2 separate regions of the Homo sapiens genome follow, and region 1 is linked to region 2. A link is an interaction called in ENCODE POLR2A ChIA-PET data of the cell type or tissue named here. Cell type or tissue: PC-9. All regions are shown on one strand. Each heading gives the region's core, and the rest is flanking DNA. Links, peaks and the distances in the headings are about the cores only.

Region 1 (5,387 bases), core at 146-5,145, 60 kb before region 2:
CTCTGGATAAGATCATTTACACACTGATTTTTGGAAGAATATATTTGTTTTAAAAAAGATTTATTTATCACATGCTTTTTATGTTTATTTTTAAAATCCATTGTATATGTGATTTGGGTTCAAACCTTTAGGGGAAAAAAGCCATTCTAAACAATTATATTTAATTAAAAACACACAAAGAGATCACAAAGGATGACAAAGTTGGAGAGGACCTTGGGTATTATTTAATTTTTTTTTTTCTTGGAGAGGTAAAGCAACCAAGAGCTGTTAAGAGGTATTAAGACCAAGCAACTGTTGAGTAGCAAAACTTTAGGTGGAAACTTTGCCTGTCTTATTCACTGCTATATTCCTAACCTGTAGAGAAGCAGTTGTCAGCTGGGGCCATTCTGCCCTGTTGAGGGACATTTGGCAGGGTCTGGAGACATTTTTGGTTGTTACATAGGAGAATGGGGGATAGAAGTGCTACCGGCACCTAGAGGCCAGGGATGCTGCCGAAAACCCTCCATCGCACAGGACGGCACCTACAACAGAGAATTGTCTGTCCCAAATGTCAATGGTACAAAGGTTGAGAAACCCTGCTTTACGGAGGATGAACAAATTCATTGTAGACACATAACCTGACTCCCAGGGACTAAGGGGCTGGCACATGCATTCTCAAGAGGGGGGATAAATACTACCAAGCGGACAAAATTTGGTTCTTTGTGAATGAGTGTAAAAACATATATAACCATTTTTCTGTGGCATGACATTTCATGGGGAGGTAGGCAATGAGGGGAAACAAATCTACAAGGTTTTCTTGGGAGGGAGGTAACAAAGGAAAAAAAAAAATCTGGGAATACTGAGAAAGCATGATTGCAAGCTTGAGTTCTCTTCCTCCACCCTCTGCACTACGACTGGCATTTGAACAAGTGCCACTGGCATGCACGTCCAGCTCCACTTCCGGGCTGTGCTGTCACTAGAGTGCTGCTCGTTCTCTATTTCTCCGCCTGCTGCTCTGCATCTTAGGAGGCAAAGAAACATTTTCAGGTTATTCTTTGACTGCCTGTACGTTTGTTTTCTGAGAACTAAAGATAAAAAGATACAGAAAACAGGGAGAATAGGGAGTGGGAGTGAGAAGGGGCTTGCAGTTACAGTATTTTGGCCACCTCCCCAATCAGGACACATAAGGAAGTGAGGCTGCTGTTTTCTGCCTGGTATGACTCTTGGGTCCTGGGTGGTGTTGGCCAATGGTTGGGCTGGTCAGTGTGCACAGCGGCTTCGCAAGATGACTCGGGCATGCTTTTCATTGTTTTATTTTCTCAGTCTATCTGTAGAATCTCATCATTTTGGGGCCTTCAGGAATATTTGGGTAATACTGAGAGTCTTCTGCAAAATGCTACTTGAATGTTTTAATTTTTAATTGAGATTTTAAAAGTTTGTCTGGGTGGCAGAGCAAGACCCTGTCACAGACAAAAAGTATGCTTGGATTCATTTTGGATTTGTGGGTAAACTCAAGCTCCCCTTTTGTTTGAAATGATTAGCATAGTTTTGTGGCTTCTAGAACAAAGTTTTGGGCATCAAGTATGCAAATCTGGGTTTCTTCAGATAACCACAAGTGAGTATCTTGAAATCAGTCTCTTAAATCTAAGCAAGTGTCCCAGATCCAGTGGGAGGAGAGAGATGTGTCTGTGGCCATCACTGTAAATATGTTTGACTTGAGTGGTTTCCAGAAATGTATATAGAGTATGTTCACATAGAGATTTAAGGGTGGAGAGGGAATGTTGAACGGACATTCTTTTTCTGACATTCCCTCCCCCAACATGGAACCCGTGATGAGTTTATAAATAGCAGAGCCTATTAAGCCACAAAAACCTAGAGAAACAGGGCAGTAAAAAATAATGAAATGCAATATTCAGAATACATGGAAAAGCCATGATTTACTTTAATCCTTGGGACCAGGAATAATACACCTGCCTTGGAACAGGGGATGGCATAATGTTGGCATAACATCAGGGGTTTAATAATTTTTGACCACATTTTATAGACGCTTTCCTGCAATTAATGCTAAATAAAGTCAACAACTTCTCCACCTGCTGCTGTGTTTGGGGCTTTCATCAAGTGCGTCCCACTCTCCTTCATTACCCCAGGCTATCACAGTTCCTGCTGAACTTGTTCATTTTTCGTTCTTTTCCCTCGATAATCCCCAGGACTATCACATGCACTGCTTGTGGTATATACGGCTTTCCATTCTTTTCTTGCAAGAGTTAAGCTAATTGAATTCAGCACCACTATTCTCTTTGCTGGGATCATCAGGCCACCTCTGCAGAGGCAGCACGTCTGTATCTTTTTTCCGATAAGGATTGGGTATAATTTTTCTCTCATTTTATTTTTTAATGAAAACAAATTAACATGATATGGTGGGAATGCAGATATGTTGGTCAAAGGGTACAAAGGTCAAGTTAGACAGGATGAATAAATTCTAGGAGTCTACTGTATGACATGGTGACTATGTTAGAGGCGTTGGAACCAGAGTGAACAGGGGTTCCTGTTTGAGGTTCCATCTTGAACAGGGACTGGGTAGAATGAGGCTGAGACCTGTTGGGCTGCATTCCCAGCGGATTAGGCATTCTTAGTCAGAGGATGAAATAGGAGGTCAACACAAGATCCAGGTCACAAAAACCCTGCTGATAAAACAGGATGCAGTAAAGAAGCCAGCCAAAACCCACCAAATCCAAGATGTCAAGGAAAGCAACCTCTGGTTGTCCTTGTTGCTCATTATACAGTAATTATAATGCATTAGTTTGCTAACAGACACTCCCACTAGTGCCATGACAGTTTACCAATGCCATGGCAATATCTGGAAGTTACCCTATATGGTCTAAAAAGGCCACAGGTGGTGGTGGGGTTCCCCTCAGTTCTGAGAATTGCCTGCTTCTTTCCCAGAAAACTCATGAATAATCCACCCCTTGTTTAGCGTATAATCAAGAAATAACTATAAATATAGCCAACCAGCAGCCCACAGTGCTGCTCTGCCTATGGCTTAGCCATTCTTTTATTCCTTAACTTTCCTAATAAACTTGCTTTTGCTTTACTCTGTGGACTCTCCCTGAGATCCAAGGACCCTCTCTTGGAGTCTGAATTGGGACCCCTTTCTAGCAACTATGCTGTTGTTATATTGTATACTTGAAAATTGCTAGGAGAGTAGATCTTAAGTGTCACCACCACACACACACACAAAATGATATTGAGGTGATGGACATGTTAATTAGTGTGACTTAATCATTTCACAATGTGTGCATCTATCAAAACAATCATATAGGACACCATAAATATTGACAATTTTTACTTGTCAACTATATCTTAATGAAGCTGGGAAAAAAATTTTTTAAAAAATTAGTATGATAGGCTTCACACACACACACACACACACACACACACACACACACACACACTGCTATTCTTTAATTCCATCTCTCCACTTTCTTAAGGGAGTCTTTAAAAGCACTTGGAGTTTATATTTTGAACCTCTCGGTTTTAGGCTGGAGATTTTCTCAGGAATAAGATTCTCTGACTGTCTTCATGTAAATTGTAGTCATTTTATCACATTGATGTTTTATTTCAATAACTACTTGACAATCACTTGAAGGCTGGGGTAGAAGATCTCATGATAAAATGAACACCAGGTGGGTTATAAAACATATGCCTTCAATTTTGAAAAAAGACTATCATCCTCATTTCAGTCTTTGTGTCTCCAGAGCCATGTTGGGATGTTTAGGTGCAAGAGATAAAAAATTTCATTTTGCAAGACCAAGTTTACACAACTGAGACTCAACCATTGCTTTCCTGAGGGATGTGTGTGTGTGTGCGTGTTTGCTTTGGATGGAGGGAGTTGAAAGTATTAGCTATAAAAACCATTAGCAATTCCTAGTCGATCTAAATCAGTCTAAACATTTTTCAAAATCTCGCCTAGATTCTTGCACTATTTTAGCCTGCACCAAGGCGATTAATTCACACAGGGGGCTGTTTATTTAATTGTAGTAACAGCATATAAAGCCAAGACACTGTCTAATCTCCTATTCTTGAGTTTTTAAATCCCAAATGGTGAATGGCAAGTAAGGCTGCTAGTTTTATAGCTTCATGAATTAGTTCAGCTGAAAAATATTTTGTCCATTTTCATTTGGGAGACATTGGGTGCAGGGAGATGTAGGAGGGGTAGAGTAGGATTTGTTAGCCAGCACTAATCGGTTCTTGGCCTCTAGCAATTCTCTGTGGCAGAATAAAGGGAAGAGATAATTATTCTCCTTAATCACTGCGTCAATGACTGCATTTAGAACCCTCTGCTTAAAGGCAGACCAGATTTCCCAGAGAATATTCTCAACCTTTCACTGATCTGATTTTGAAGTGAATGAATGTTCTGAAAATATCTGTTAGCCGGGCCTTACTGGTTTGCCTGGGATTCATAGAGACAAGGAGCCTCCAGTAGCTTCAGTTGGGTGACCTTTCTCATATCCGTCACCAGGCTGTTAATGAGAGGGTTTTTGCATCTTTGCAATTTGGTGTCATGGCAGAAATCACCAAGGAACAGGATCCAAAGACTAATTGCCTTTACCTCTTTTTCTCTCTCCCACTCCTCAACACCTCCCTTTGCTGCTATGCCATTTTCATCTGAGTCATAGATTTGTGACTTTAGGAATGGATAAGTGGGAAGAAAAAGGAAAAACGAAGACAGCACACAGGCCCCAATGGTTACCATTTTCCTGAAAGGACATTGGAGTCTTTGCGGATATATGAAAATATGTGCAAGGAAAATGTGTAGTTCTTTGAGTTAATTTTTCTCTCTTTGATCTATCAATACAGGAAGGTCAACGTCTTTTGGTTGTGTGGGGATTGAGCCGAATTTTCCTGTGACTTTTGCTCAGGAGCTCAGTTTTGCTCTTGAAAAACATACTACTCTACCTATAATTCCTGTTTCCCCCATTCTTTCTTCCCCAGCCTTACCTGTCCTTTAAGATTTACCTCTTCCAGGAAGGCTGTCTGACTACCCTGCCATGACAGGTGACTCATTATCCTGTTTCTTTGTGGTGAGTTTGCTGAACAGGCCCAAAGTTTATCCTGCCTTGCTTGCTTATATAAAAAATTAATTTTTTTGATTATAAAAAATATATTAACATATTTGCTTCTAGAGAAACTGGAGCATTTGTAAAGGTGTAAGAAATAAAACAAAAGTGAAAACCCCCCTTCCTTGGTTTCATAACCTGGAGGTAATATGAGAAGAGTTTTGTGACGCTTCAAGTTTAGAGACTTTGAAAACTGCTTGGAGTTGAATCCTAACTCTGTGACTTCCCAGCTGGGTGACCCTCGGTAATTTACCTGACCAATCTCTGCCTGATACTCCCCTGGTAGGTTGG
Region 2 (5,387 bases), core at 268-5,267:
TTGTGCACCAAAGCTCTTCGGTCCTCCCTTAGAATTCAGATCACTCTTGGTTGGAGAAGAGTATTAGCATAAACATTTAAAAATAAACATTGTTGAATTATATTTAATTACAATAAATCACACTTATTTTTCCACTTTTTAAAAAAATCTTCTAAATGGTTCAGTAGATGGAAATGTGTTGTGGTGAAACATTTAATAATAATTTGAGCTCAGCAGAGCAGCCTACTGTTACCTTAAGACAGCACTGATATTTGATATACAGTTTGGGGATTTTTAACAAATTTATATATTCATGTAAACATTACGCAAGTCAATATACAGAGCATTTTCATCTAAGAAAATGTCTATGTCCCTTACCAGCCAATCCTGCTCCAAGCAATTATTGATCTGATTTCTATATAATGGATTAGTTTTGCTTGTTCTAAAATTTCATACCATGAATTCTTTACATCTTATTTTAGCATGAAGATTTTGAGATCCCTTTTTGTCACTGTATTTGAAAGCAGCTTATTTAAATTGCTAAGTATATTTCATTGTATGAATATAAACAATTTGTTTACCCATTTACCCACTGAGGAACATTTCTGTTGTTTCCAAGTTAGGGTTATTATAAAGAAAGCTGCTATGAACATTCATTTATGTAGGAATCTTTTTGGAGATTTATGTTTCCAGTTCTCTTGGATACACAGCCAGGAGTAGAATTCTTAGATCACAGAGTGGGTACATTTTTAAATTTTGTAAGAAACTGCCAGTCTATTTTGCAAAGAGACTGACAGTTTCTTGTAATTTTTTTTTCTCCTCCCAGTTGCCAAGACCCTGAAGGTTCAATTACATCCTATTGTTACTGTCTCCCTTCCCTAGAATGATTGAGGGAGAGGCTTCATAGAATCCTCTGGCTGGATTGGGACAGCAAGAGTCATTCCCGGGCCTCTCCTACATTGTTGTACGTTGCCACCAGCAATGTAGGAGAGTTCTAGTTGCTCCAAATCTTTGCAACATTTACAACATTTGGTATTGTCAGTCTTTTACATTTTAGCCATTCTAGTATGTGGTAGTAACTGTAAAGTACTCCTTCTTTGTTTTCATTTGCATTTCCATTTTGTCTAATAAGCACTTTTGTATGTGCTCACTGGTCATTTATACATTTTTTGTGAAGTGGCTGATCAAATAAATTCTCCTTTTTTTTTTTTTTTGAGATGAAGTCTTGCTCTGTCCCCCAGGCTGGAGTGCAGTGACATCTCAGCTCACTGCAACCTCCATTTCCCGGGTTCAAGTGATTCTCTTGCCTCAGCCTCCCGAGTAGCTGGGCTTACAGGTATGCACCACCACTCCTGGCTAATTTTTTTTTTTTTTTTTTTTTTTTTAGTAGAGACAGGGTTTCACCATGTTGGCCAGGCTAGTTTCGATCTCCTGACCTCAGGTGATCCCTGCCTCAGCCTGCCAAAGTGCTGGGATTACAGGCATTAGCCACCATGCCTGGCCAAATTTTCCATTTTCAATTGGTGTGTTTAGCTCCTTATTATTGAGTTGTAAGTATTCTTTACATATTTTGGATTGAAGTCTTCTTTCAGATATATGAAATGCAAATATTTTCTTCCAGATAGCTTGTCAATAAGTTGTTCTATCTCTGTTCTTTGTTCCTTTTTCAGATTTGTGGAATTTTACTCTAAGCATATGACCAGAGACTCAAACAAACCTCTATGCAGATTCTGGGTCTCTGCTGTATAGATTCCATCCTTTCTGATACTCAGCCACACAAATTCCAGCCACCTCTAAACTCTGATTTTTGTCTTTTAAGCTCAAGGAAACCATTGTATTTTGCTTGTTTTCAGCACCTGATTCAGAAACTGCTTCCAGGCAGAAGGCCACTGTGATCACAAGTCTCGTTTTATTTTTACTCTTTTCTCAGGGATCACAGCCATGTATCATCTCTTTGTTCAGTGTCCAAAAACTGTTTCATATATTTTCTCCAGTTTGCTAGTTGTTTATTGTAGGAGAGCTAGTCTGATACCAGTTATTCCTGCCTTTTAGGCTGGAGGCTAAAACTTTCAGATATTACTTGGAAACAAAATAAAATCAAATAGAAAAGTAGCAGATTAAGAGATTTTAGAAAATATAATTAAATGCAGCATTAGTACACTCTAAAGATATCTGCTCAAGGAACGACTTAAAGGTTTATGCTTTATTTTTCTTACAATTTAAGGAAATATTCAGCCTATGCTATTGAAAGAATTATTAGTTTTCTATTATTTTCCCAACACATTTTGTTTCCAAAGCTGATTATATAAAAACCAACAAACAAAAAAACCCAAAAAACTAAATTTAAGTACTACAATTGAGTTGACATACCTACTATTACTTTCACTGAAATGCCATTATTCCCCAGCTGAGCATAATGTGTCCTATTCCTTCATGTATCTTTCCAATTTTTTACTTTCCACTTTTCTGCAGGCCTACCTGCACCATATTCAGAAGTTGGAGAATCAATAAGGACCAGGTGTTTAATCGTGAAAGATAACATTTTTAAACTGTTATGAGGAGATAGTAACTATGCTAAGTGATCTATCTTATTTGATACTCATAACAACCCTGAGATAGAAGTATAACTTTGTGACCTTGAACAACTGATTTAATAATTGTAAGTCTCAGCCTGCTCATCTGCACAATGGGAAAATAAACAGATAAGCAAGGGTGTGAGTCCAGGCCATCACACTTCAGAAGGTGGATTGCTTGCTAATAATAATTTAGGAAACAATTCCTCTGCACCCTGACTCCTCCTTGTTTGAGCACACGTTTGAATACATATAATACAACATATAGTATGTACATTTCTTTTTTCCATCAAAACTGTACTAACATAGCATAAAACAATTTCAAAGAAAGTTTAAATCCATGAGGTTAAAAGATCAGGAAGGGTGAGGCCGGGCACGGTGGCTCACGCCTGTAATCCCAGCACTTTGGGAGGCTGAGGCGGGAGGATCACGAGGTCAGGAGATCGAGACCATCTGGCTAACACGGTGAAACCTCATCTCTACTAAAAATGCAAAAAATTAGCCGGGCGTGGTGGCAGGCGCCTGTGGTCCCAGCTACTCGGGAGGCTGAGGCAGGAGAATGGCGTGAACCCAGGAGGCTGAGCTTGCAGTGAGCTGAGATCACGCCACTGCACTCCAACCTGGGCGACAGAGCGAGACTCTGTCTCAAAAAAAAAAAAAAAAAAAAAAAAAAAAATCAGGAAGGGTGAAAACAATGAACAAGAAATTTCTTCAACAGGTAGCTAATGGGAACAGGGCAACTAGTTTGCTAAATGACTCAACAGACTGGAGGGAGCTGAAACCCATGCACCTGCAGATAAATATGTGAATTAAAAATAAGCTTGTTTATGTTAATGAAACAGTGAATTTCAAGCAGTTGTTTCGAAGGACAGAATGAAGGAAGGCAAGAGTAAAGGACATGAAAATACTAAAAGATAGCATTCAACATTTTTCATCACATCCCAAGCCTTACCCTAACAGGAGGCAGGATTTACTTTCTGGAGAACACCAAACAAAACTGAAAGCCAGGAGTGATGGTATTGCCCTATGTGGAAAACACAGGACTAGGGCAAGGCTTACATATTGACATGTCAATAGAATACTGGATGCTAAGTACATTATCCACACGCCAAGTTCCTCTAGTACCCTCAGGAGAGACAGTCAATGATTCCCTGGAAAAATAAAAAGCCCCTGAGAAAGCTGGATATGGTGATATTTGGGGGTTTCCCTAAACAAAATGGTTAGGTTCCTTCCCATTGATTCTACAATGAAGCCCATCATCTCAAAAGCCTTTCTTGCAGATACAGGAATTGATAGGCAAGGATCTCCAGGCATGGACAGAAGCCTCCACTTGGACATGAAAGACGGGGAAGAGGGTGCGGAATGGAGAAAGGGAGAGAGTGAGAGAGAGAGAAAGTAAAGTAGAGGCATAGAAACAATGCAAAGAGCAGAAGAAAATTTCAAAAATATAAATAATATCCCTAAGAAAATAGGAAAAAATTTATATGCACAAAAGGACTACATAAATAATAGAGAGTCATAAGGGGCTCTTGGATACACACACACCCTACATGATTATATATACATATATGTGATATTTTGTATACGTGAGTCTGTCCTGCAAACTCTAGCTGACCATCCTCCCCAGACAATCATATCTGTCTGTTCAACTCCCAGGAAATGCTAAGCTCCCTGGGTTCCCCCTTCCTTGTACTGCACTTTTGAGATTCTCTACAGGCAGTAGGCTGGGTCAATTATAGAGGTTTATTCTGTTGTTTTCCTTCTTTTGGGGCTCACTGTCCTTCATTGACTAATGTCCACTGTCTTTAAAACCATTGCTTCATGTATTTTTGTCCCACATTTTAAAATTTGTTTCAGACAAGAAGGCAAATATGGTTCTTTAAAAAAGGTTTATTTTATTTTATTTTACTTTATTTTATTTATTGATTTTTTTGAGATGGAGTCCTGCTCTGTTACCCAGGCTGGAGTGCAGTGGCACGATCTCGGCTCACTGCAACCTCTGCCTCCTGGGTTCAAGCAATCCCCCTGTCTCAGCCTCCCAAGTAGCTGGGATTACAGGCGCGATCCACCATGCCTAGCTAATTTTTGTATTTTTAATAGAGATGGGGTTTTGTCATGTTGGCCAGGCTGGTCTCAAACTCCTAATCTCGGATAGTCTACCTGCCTTGGCCTCCCAAAGTGCTGGAATTACAGGCCTGAGCCATGGCGCCCAGCCAAAAATTGTTTATTTTAAATTTCTGTAAGCACATAGTAGGTGTATATATTTATATGTTACATGAGATGTTTTGATACAAGCATGAAATGCATAATAATCCCATTAAGGGGTATCCATTCCCTCAAGCATTTATCCTTTGTGTTACAAACAATCCAATTCCACTCTTTTAGTTATTTTAAAATGTACAATTAAATTATTGACTATAGTCACCCTATTGTGCTATCAAACTCTAGGCCTTATTCATTCATTCTATTTTTTTGTACCCATTAACAATCCCCACCTTCCCATCACACCCCCACTACCCTTCCCAGCCTCTGGTAACTGTCCTTCTACCCTCTATCTCCATGAGTTCAATGGTTTTGATTTTCAGATCCCGCAAATATGTGAGAACATGTGATGTTTGTCTTTCTGTGCCTGGCTTATTTCACTTAACATAATGACTTCCAGTTCCATCCATGTTTTCTCAAATGACTAAATCTCATTTTCTTTTTTTTATGGCTGAATAGTACTCCATTGTGTAGAAGTACCACATTTTCTTTATCCACTCATCTATTCACAGGCACTTAGGTTGCTCCCAAATCTTGGCTATTGTGAACAGAGTTATAAAAAACGTGGGAATG

What was found. ChIA-PET counts read pairs that join two places held together with the same protein. Peaks named below come from ENCODE experiments on the same cell type or tissue, not always from the same donor. Only the 100,000 strongest peaks of a DNase experiment are listed, where the experiment ranks them.
Region 1: POLR2A ChIA-PET joins it to region 2 with 23 read pairs; 3 of 35 experiments call an interaction of 5 or more read pairs at or near these places.

What each region holds. Positions count from the first base shown.
Region 1 is chr17:71,934,358-71,939,744 of GRCh38, reverse strand. No RefSeq gene overlaps it. Among named protein-coding and RNA genes, the nearest start is that of ROCR, 89 kb to the left of the region's middle. In PC-9, for the core only: no CTCF peak of the experiment used is centred there; a DNase peak (open chromatin) is centred at 2,574; H3K27ac peaks cover 1,515 bases.
Region 2 is chr17:71,874,914-71,880,300 of GRCh38, reverse strand. No RefSeq gene overlaps it. Among named protein-coding and RNA genes, the nearest start is that of ROCR, 150 kb to the left of the region's middle. In PC-9, for the core only: no CTCF peak of the experiment used is centred there; no DNase peak of the experiment used is centred there.